Regions from separate parts of the Homo sapiens genome. Here region 1 is linked to region 2. A link is a contact called in ENCODE Hi-C or POLR2A ChIA-PET data. All regions are on one chromosome and are shown on one strand. Each heading gives the region's core, a stretch centred on a gene start or an enhancer-like site at or near the end of the contact. The rest is flanking DNA. Distances are from core to core; before and after follow the strand shown. Region 1 holds the start of PCNX1 (pecanex 1). Region 2 overlaps TTC9 (tetratricopeptide repeat domain 9).

Region 1 (4,068 bases), core at 799-3,298, 240 kb after region 2:
TGCCCACTCCTGGATTTTCCAAGGCTATGTGTTCCAGCTGTCCATTGGCTTACAACACCCACATTCTCTGTTTAACAGGCCTGATGCCGGCTGCCTTCCTGGCCTGCTGCCGGTTCCATATCCTCCAGATACTGCATTCTGGCTGAACGTTTATCACGCCAGCTGGGTTGGCCTCCGATTCCACGGATGTATCTGGTTCTAGTTTCCATTTCTCCCCATCCACCTCACCCTCATTACAGTTAATCCTTTTATATTAAACCATAGCGGATCTTTGCTGTTGTGGAAACTGATGTGGTATTGGAATTTTATCCTTGTTTACATCTTTCTTTGTGTTGGAAAGGTTGGGATTACTTCCAAAACCTTCCCAGAGAGCTTTCCTGTCTCCTTTAGGGGAAACAAATGAAAACTTGACAATAGCTGGTATCTATGACACCAGCTTCAAGGCCACTATTTTAATTGTAAAATTGCATTATTTAATCATAATTTTGCTTTTAGATATACAAATATATTTTAAAGTATATTTTGTCCAGTGTTTACTCACAGCTCTCAATTTCAAGGTATCTTACTGGAACTCAGTGGCTTTGTGGTTATAAGGACATAAACAAATCAAGGCTAGGGATGGTGTGGTGTTCTACAGTGGTAAGCTACATTAGAATCCTCCGGAGGACTTGTTAAAACAGATTGCTGGGTACCACCCCACAGAGTGTCTATAGAATGATGCCCTAAGAATTTGCACTTTGACGAAAACTGGTCATGTATTTAAGCTGGTCACAGATAACCAGAAGGTGCTGAACTGTTCTTAATCAATTCAAACTTTTACCTGAAATGGATAATAAGGTGGAGAGCCTTGAGAAATGAACTTCCAAAGTTCAGTGCATGCAGTTAGCATGACTGCTGGTTTTAGAGTTCTCAACCACTTATTGCTTATGAGCAATAAGTGGCCATAAGCATTTGGCCAATCACTTACTTGAGTTTACAGGTTTTCTCATCCATAAAATAACAATAGCTGCTATGCTGCCCTCAAAGGGTTGTCCTGAGGTCTGAATGGAATGGGTGTGATAGTGTCTGAGCAACTATAAAGTGGTATGGCACTGGGAGGTATTGTAACGGTTTTTCATTACTCTTCTTAAAATATCACCAGTTTCCTTTGGCTCTTGTTTCCCTCATTAATTATAGCAACTGTAATCTGGGAATACACAGTACTTTTATTGCCATAAAAGCCAAACTTCAATAAACTCAAATTTCAAACTTTTCTATAAAATTTTATTCAGTGAGATCAGACACGCCTTATAAACATTACACAGAGCCAAGAATGATTCCGTTTTTACAGCTATAAAAAGAGATCTACAAGACCCTATTGTAATTTGGGGTGGCGTCACGGTTAATCTTTTTCAACCCTGTTTAGATTGGCCCATTAATAAAAATGGCTGCTAGTTACAGCACATTTAAAAATACAATCACCGCGTACAAATGGTAACCTGTCCACTCCATACTTCCATGTCCTGTGCCGCTTCTATTAACTTGTCTTTGGAAGTAGTAAATTCTCCCAGTCTGGACGTGGCTATTTTTTCTCACACACGGGCCAACACAGTTCTTGCTCAACTTGGGTGCGTTTATGACTTTTCAACAGTGTCATCAGCCGTACCTAACTCTTCCAGGCCTTCAGTATCTCAGGTGTTAGCTTCAGTTGTTCCTAGGTCTTTCACAAATATCATAAATGACAGGCAGGACGCTTTTCTGGAGTCAAGATCTGTTAGTTTCGGAGTCAGAAAGACCCCGTTTAGAGACTCGTAGGCGAACTTGCCAGGGGGCCTACCAGGGGCAGAATGGGGTCCTCCGGACCAGCCAGCCGCGTCTCAGCCACCTCCGCAGCCCCCGGGGCCCTGAACCCCGGCCGCGTTGACGCGCGCTTCTCCCGGACGTCGGCAGGAGGCGCCCGCGGCGGACCAGGCGCGGCGCGCACCGTAGCCGGCCCAGGGGGCGGAGGGAGCGGAGAGGAGGAGCTGGAGGGGGCGCGGCTTCCTCTCGGTCGCTCCCTGGCGCCGGGCCTCTTTCTCTGCCTGGCCCAGGGCTGGCGGCCGGCGGGGGTCGCGGCGGCGGCAGTGGGGGCGCTGGCGGGCCGCGGGTGGCGGGGGCCGGGCCGCGGCTCCGGGTGTTAGGAGACAAGATGGCGGCGGCTCTCAGAAGGCCGGTCTCCTCCTCTCCGCCGTCCTCCGCCCCGCCGCTCGCCGCCTCCTCCTCTCGGGTCTCCTCCTCCTCGTTTGCTGCCTCCTCCTCCTCCTGCAGCAGCACCAGCGACCGCCGAAGCGCCGGCTCGCTCACCCGGAGCTCCGGAGGTGGATAGACGGGGCAGCTGCAGGCTCCGGCGACCGAGGCCGAGCTGGGGCCGGGGCGGGGACGGCGGCGGCGGCGGCGGCGACGGCGGCGGCGCCGGGTGGGGATGGGGTCGCAGACGCTGCAGATCCTCCGACAGGGGGTGTGGGCCGCGCTCAGCGGGGGCTGGTACTACGACCCGCACCAGGCCACCTTCGTGAACGCGCTGCACCTCTACCTGTGGCTCTTTCTGCTGGGCCTGCCCTTCACCCTCTACATGGTGAGTGTGGGGGCGGGGAGCGGGTGGCTCCTTCCCCGCGAGCCGGTGGGGAGATGCTGGGGTCGCGCCCTCTTCCTCTTCCACGGGGTCTCGTCCCCCGGGGGCCGCCACCCTCTCGGTGTGAGGCTCCCCGCCCCCACTGCGTGCTCCCACTCCTCTCTTCGGGGCTTTCCTGGTTTCGGAGGTGACACGAGCAACGAGCCCACGGCAACCCGCGCCGGCCGCCCCCGCCCGCTCACTGGGAAGCGGCAGCGTCCTAGGCCCCTTCTCGGGGTTCCCTCCTGCGGCCACTCGGCTAGGCCGTCCCCGCCGGGGCCCCCCGCCCGTGGGGCTGTGTGGCAGGCGCCGAGCGCTCTGCGGCTTTAGGGGACGCCGCATCCATCCTTGGCACGCTGGGTTCCTCGGGCGCCCGGCATCCGGCACTGCCCGCCCCCGCCGCGGCCCTCGTCCGGGGCTCCCGGGAGAGGCCGCCCGCCGCCTCGCCGCTAATCCGCGTGCGGAGCCCCGGGAGCGCGGGGGACCGTGCGGCTCTGCTCCGAGTGTGTGTGGGGGTCGTCCGGGCTCGTCCTCCAGGGGTCCTGGGTGGTGGCTGAAAACCCGGCTCGGAACCCTCCTGCCTCTAAAAAACCGTTGTTGTGCTTCGCAGCGGTTCTTCTCTGTTCGGCCCCGTGGCCGGTGGCCGTGGTGCTTCCTGGCCTCCCTGGGGGGAGGGAGCGGGGAGATAACGGGGAATCTGGCTGGCATTTCAGCAGATTTGTTTGGCTTGGTTCAAGGCCTTTGGCGGATAGGAGTAGGGAGAGAGAGTACTGCCTGTTGCTGAATTCGGTGCGATCAGCTTCTCTGAATCATCTGTGTTTTTAAAGCAACATTGAAAGTTGTTAAGCGCAGTTTCTAAAGCACAGGTTAGGGTGGGGCGTTAGGGAAACTCGTGTGGACAGAGATGTTACTTAAGGCTTCATATAAAATTTTAAAGTAGTCAGAGGGGAGGAAAGGATCTGAACTTTTTATTTTAGGAGAATTCCTTTGAATGTATTTCTGCTAACTTTGAGGTTCTTTGTGGAGCTAGAGACAGGGTGCTGAGTTAGAAAATCCCGGAGGACCACTATGAGAAGTGCAAAAGGTGAGGACACCCAATTCTTCCCTAAGTGAAGTTCAGTTTCACTAATTGGCAGGAAAAGTGTCTGCTTGAGGGAAGATGTGCACATTCTCAAGCAGATTCACATTTTTCGTTGAAATTGTTTTGAAGGGACTTATTGTTTGAGGTTAAAAAAAAAAGCCATTAAGAAATGCTGATGGCTTGTGGCTTGTTTTATTAGGGGGACTTGTTCAGTCTTGTTGCATTCTGAAAATTTATCGTGAAGTATTATAATTTTCAATTAATTTTGGCCTAGGGAGTTCTATTTGCACTACTATACCTTCCAGGAATATGACATCATTAATGAACGGGTTAATTACTTTGGGTTTAAGAATCCTCA
Region 2 (4,548 bases), core at 621-3,120:
AGCTCATCAGCTGATCCCACTGCCCCGCCCAGTGCCCAGCAGTTAGGCATCAATTTTTGCTTGTTAGCTTTGGAACACAGCAGAAGGGAGTTTCCACAGATGACCTCTCTTTCTCCCCAGGGGCTGTGTGGGTTTCCGATGGCTTCAAATGCATCCCCACAGACACCCCAGAGGTCAAGTGCACAGTCTTGGAAGCCTGACAGAAGTGGGCTGATATCCTAATTCTACCCCCTTCCAGCTGGGTGACCTTCAGCAAGTTACTTCATTTCTCTGGAACTCAGTTTCATCATCTATAAAAGAAGGATAAAAATAGAACCTGTTTCATGGAGTTGATGTGAGGATTAAAAGACATAGTGTATGTGAAGTATTTAGCACCTCTGACACCAGAGAAGGGATTAATAACCATGAGGAGGACACACTGTGGGGCGATGCCACTTATCCTGAGGTCCACTGCAACCCCAGGTCCTGGCTAATGGCTACAGGGATGGGGAAGGAGCAATCAGGAGGCAGCCAGTCCACGTCGTCTTAACTTCCTCAGCCCTCACACGTGCCTGCTGTCATCCCATCTTACCTATCCCATGGGCTTACTAGATGTACCAGTAGCCACCCACCCAAAGCAGAGAGGTGCCTAAAAATCACCTGCAGGTAGCGCTGAGGCCAGCCTCCAGCCTGGCTGTCACCCCCTCCACCCCTGGATTCCCTTAAGAGTCCTGGCCTGGGCCGGGTGTAGTGGCTCACTCCTGTAATCCCAGCACTTTGGGAGGCTGAGGCAGGCAGATCACCAGAGGTCAGGAGTTCGAGACCAGCCTGACCAATATGGTGAAACCCCGTCTCTATTAAAACTACAAAAATTAGCTAGGCATGGTGGCGGGCATCTGTAGTAGTCCCAGCTACTTGGGAGGCTGAGACGGGAGAATTGCTTGAACCCAGGAGGCAGAGGTTGCAGTGAGCCGAGATCGCACCACTGCACTCCAGCCTAGGCAATAGAGCGTGACTCCATTTAAAAAAAAAAAAAAAAAGAGTCCTGGCCTAGCACCCCAACTTCTTATCCAGATTCTACCTCTTGGCCCAGCTATTTCTCCATCTTTCTGGGCCCTGTCTGTGGTGTCAGCTGAGGCTCCACACCCTATAACCAGCCTAGCCCTGCCTCCCTTGCCTCCCCCAAAGTCTGAACCCTGGTCCACAGCCAGGTATGCCAGTTCCCACCGGATCTGCAGGGGAACTAGAAATATTTTTACCAAATAAGTGCCAGAAATTGATTGCTGTGGTTCCTTTAACCCTTTGTGGGAAGGGGGAGGCTTCCCCATTTCCAGGCCTCTTTGCTTCCCCTGCCCCTGTCACCACCATTTTATGCATTCAAAAACTGTTATTTTATTTTATTTTTATTTTTATTTGTTAAATGGTCCTTTTCCTAGACTGCCAGGGTCAGCAAACAGAAGTGTCTGTTCAAAGAGGGAGGGCTGGACGGGAAGAGGGCTGCTAGGCCCGGTCAGAGAGGACTTCAGGCAGGGAGCGTGGAAGCTGTGGACAGGACAGCTTTTAGCTCTGGGAGCAGGTGCTGGAGCCAAGTCACACACAGGTAGCAGTCAGTGAGGTTCACATCCAGGAACCTTTTTACAGAAACCCCTCTCTCTCTCTGTACAGCTGTATAAGCACCAGCACAGGCTCCGACAACATGCAGGTGAGGAAGGGGACAGAAGGGCCTAAGATCCCACCATGGAGAGAGAGGGAGGAGAGGGGAGGGGGGCTTGTAGCATCAGCTTATCAGAAGGACCCCCTGGTGCACCAGAAGATTGTAGTCCTGGGTGAACAAGAGCTGCCCTCGGGGGTTAGCAGCCTGTTGCTTCTGTTGACTTGGCTTTCTGCCCTGCAGCCAGTGAAACCTGACAGGTCAGTTTCTAGATCTGGGCTGATTCTCTTTCACTTCCTGGTTCTCATACCTTCATCTTGACAGTCTGTGTATTTCTCCTCATTCTGTGAAAGAATGGAGTTTTTTGGTCCTAAATGCTCAAAAAAAATCTGGTCTCTTAAAAAATCTCAGCAATTCTGATACCTGGGAAGTTATTTAAGGGGTCAGAATGACTGACGTTAGACCCCTGAAGATTGAAATCAGTGACTTGTCTCTATCCTGAGGTGTCTTCTGTCAGTGTGGAAAAGTCTGGGCACAAAGAAGGAACAGAGCATCAGCATTCTCCCCCAGCCACCCAGCCGGGTTGTGAACAGAAGCACCAGTTTTGCCTCCTAAGTCTCTGTTTTTATTTGCTTTGAAGAAGCAGACAGGTGCCTTTTTCCTGTCTCTTTTTTTGTACTCCCTCCGAAGTATGCAACATACTTTGCCGTTGGTCAATGCCTACTAGATATTTGAGTGGTTAAATGGAGGCGAGGTGGCTCAGCAGGGTTGGGATTAGAGGGAGGTGCCTAGGGCACGAAATTTCAATCATTCTTCAAGGCCATTTAGTCATCCTCCAGGCGTGTCATCACTCTAGTCCCAGCCCTGTGGCTCCCTGTGGCTCAGGGCTGGTAAGGGAAAGCTCAAAGGGACATGGTTTACTCAAAGATGGCTGTTTGTGGGATGGGGAAGCTCTCCACCATGAGACCTGCCTGCCATAGCTTCCTCTTGCCTGGGACACCTAGGTCTCTCATGTCCAGACATGTGGCTTGTATGAGCTGGTCACTAGCCTACCAGAAAGCCCCCTCTCTCAGGAACTGCAGAGACAAATATACATGAAAGGGAACTTGAGGGAAGTCAGAGGCAGATGTTACTGGTACAAGACTAAAAAGAATTCTAAGAATGTTAACTAACATTTTTTTCATGCTTGCTATGTGCCAAGCCCACATTAAGTACTTTATGGCCATTATTTTATATAATCCCTCCAACAACTAGATTAGGAAGGACTTGGATTCTGGAGCCAGACAGCTTCAGCTTAAATCCCATCTTTGTCTCTTTCACGTTGTGTGGACTTGGGAAATTTCTTCAGCTCTCTGGGCCTCAGCTTCCTCACCTATAAAATTGAAACAGTAATAGTACCCACATTGGAGTATTCTGAGGATTATATCAGTAATACATGTAAAACAATGAGACCAGCATCTGTACAAGGTAAGCACTCAACAAATATTGGCCATGATGGTGATGATGATGATGAAGATGATGATGAAGAGATGATGATTGCCTCTGGTAGCTTATTCCTAAGGCTGCCTACAACAAAGTCCCACAAACTGGGTGACTTGAGATAATAGAAATGTATGATCTCACAGTTCCAGGGGCTAGGAGTCCAAGATCCAGGTGCTGGTGGGTTGTTATTCTGAAAGATGTGAGGAAGAATCTGTTCCATGCCTCTCTGTGAGGTTCTGGTAGCCTCAGGCATTCCTTGGCTTATGGATGGCTCTCTTCTCCCCATGTTTTATCATGTCGTCTTTCCTCTGTGTGTGTCTGTCTTTGTGTACATATTTCCCCTTTTTATAAGGATACCAGTCACACTGGATTAGGCCCTACTGTAATGACCTCAACTTGATCACCTCTGTAAAGATCCTGTCTCCAAATAAGGTCACATTCTTGTGTACTGCAGGTTAGGACTTCAACATATCTTTTGGTGGTGGAAGGGTGGGCATAATTCAACCCATAATACAAGGTTAAGTGACTTGCTCAAGCCTTGTTAACATGGCTTTTTAGTGATGAAACTGGTCAGGGAGGCTAGGATTATTGGAAGACAAATCCCAAGATGTAAACCCCAGTGGAAAACCCCAACCCTGCTAAACCTCTGGAGAGAAGCAACTCAAGGGAAACATGCAGAGCTGGCCACTGTTGTGCTGATGGCATTTTCCCTCCCTTCCTCCATAGCCTGCCTGCTCCAGGCTGAGCTGGTAAACTATGAACGAGTCAAGGAATATTGCCTCAAAGTCTTGAAGAAGGAAGGGGAGAACTTCAAGGCCCTTTACCGGTCTGGTGTGGCCTTCTACCACCTTGGGGACTATGACAAAGCACTCTACTACCTGAAAGAAGCAAGGACCCAACAACCAACAGGTAAGGCGGAAATAGCTGTTTTCTTACTTCCTCCCTGCTCTGGTGGCTCCTGGGACCTTCTCATTTCAGCAGTTTTCTTGGCTAGGAGGGCCAGGCAGGGACAGAGATGGCAAAATTAGGGATCAGATATATATGATAAGACCTAAGAGGAGCACACAGCCCATGCATTTGCCTAGGGTTTGAGTTCCAGGGAGCACAGGCCCCTCTTCTCTTCAAATAGAGTATAGAATTCCTCATCTTTTTCAACTCAGAATCCAGCTCTCTTCACTTATTCAACAAATATATATATATTGAATTCATACTATGTGCCAAGATTTGTGCTAAGCACCAAGGGAATCAATGAAAAGACACTGCCGCTACCCATGAGGCGCTCACATCTGGTTGATGACACAGAATACAAACAGGCAAATTTGATGCTAAGCCCAGCACCTTTCAGGAAGCATGCTCTGACTTCTCCAGTCAGATGCTATTCCTTAGGACATGTGTTATCTATAGCATTCACTTAGATCATATCCACCAGTCATTCA

Evidence for each region. Hi-C counts contacts between places; a loop is a spot of excess contacts on that map. ChIA-PET counts read pairs that join two places held with the same protein, here RNA polymerase II (POLR2A). Pooled maps may share reads with other maps.
Region 1: a map with no recorded cell type shows a loop between it and region 2 (14-fold over the local background). The contact joins the promoter of PCNX1 here to the enhancer-like site in region 2. A Hi-C loop is called at or near these places in 4 of 168 maps with a recorded cell type or tissue (B cell, CD8-positive, alpha-beta T cell and naive thymus-derived CD4-positive, alpha-beta T cell), 7 of 37 single-sample maps with no recorded cell type and 9 of 50 pooled maps. POLR2A ChIA-PET finds 5 or more read pairs at or near these places in 3 of 52 experiments (GM12878, OCI-LY7 and activated CD4-positive, alpha-beta T cell).

What each region holds. Positions count from the first base shown.
Region 1 is chr14:70,905,411-70,909,478 of GRCh38, forward strand. It overlaps PCNX1 (pecanex 1), which reads left to right and starts at 2,049. Exons shown (of 36, transcript NM_014982.3): 1 at 2,049-2,593. The coding sequence starts at 2,441. RefSeq lists silencers at 1,952-2,141, 2,362-2,701, 2,862-3,201.
Region 2 is chr14:70,663,726-70,668,273 of GRCh38, forward strand. It overlaps TTC9 (tetratricopeptide repeat domain 9), which reads left to right. Exons shown (of 3, transcript NM_015351.2): 2 at 3,839-4,021. Among named protein-coding and RNA genes, the nearest start is that of TTC9, 24 kb to the left of the region's middle. RefSeq lists enhancers at 2,001-2,160, 2,658-3,158, 3,159-3,659. Within about 2 kb of position 1,871, at least 19 of the 41 ENCODE cell types and tissues checked have a DNase peak (open chromatin) inside an H3K27ac peak, as active enhancers do; they include B cell, GM12878 and OCI-LY7, where a contact is called at or near this core.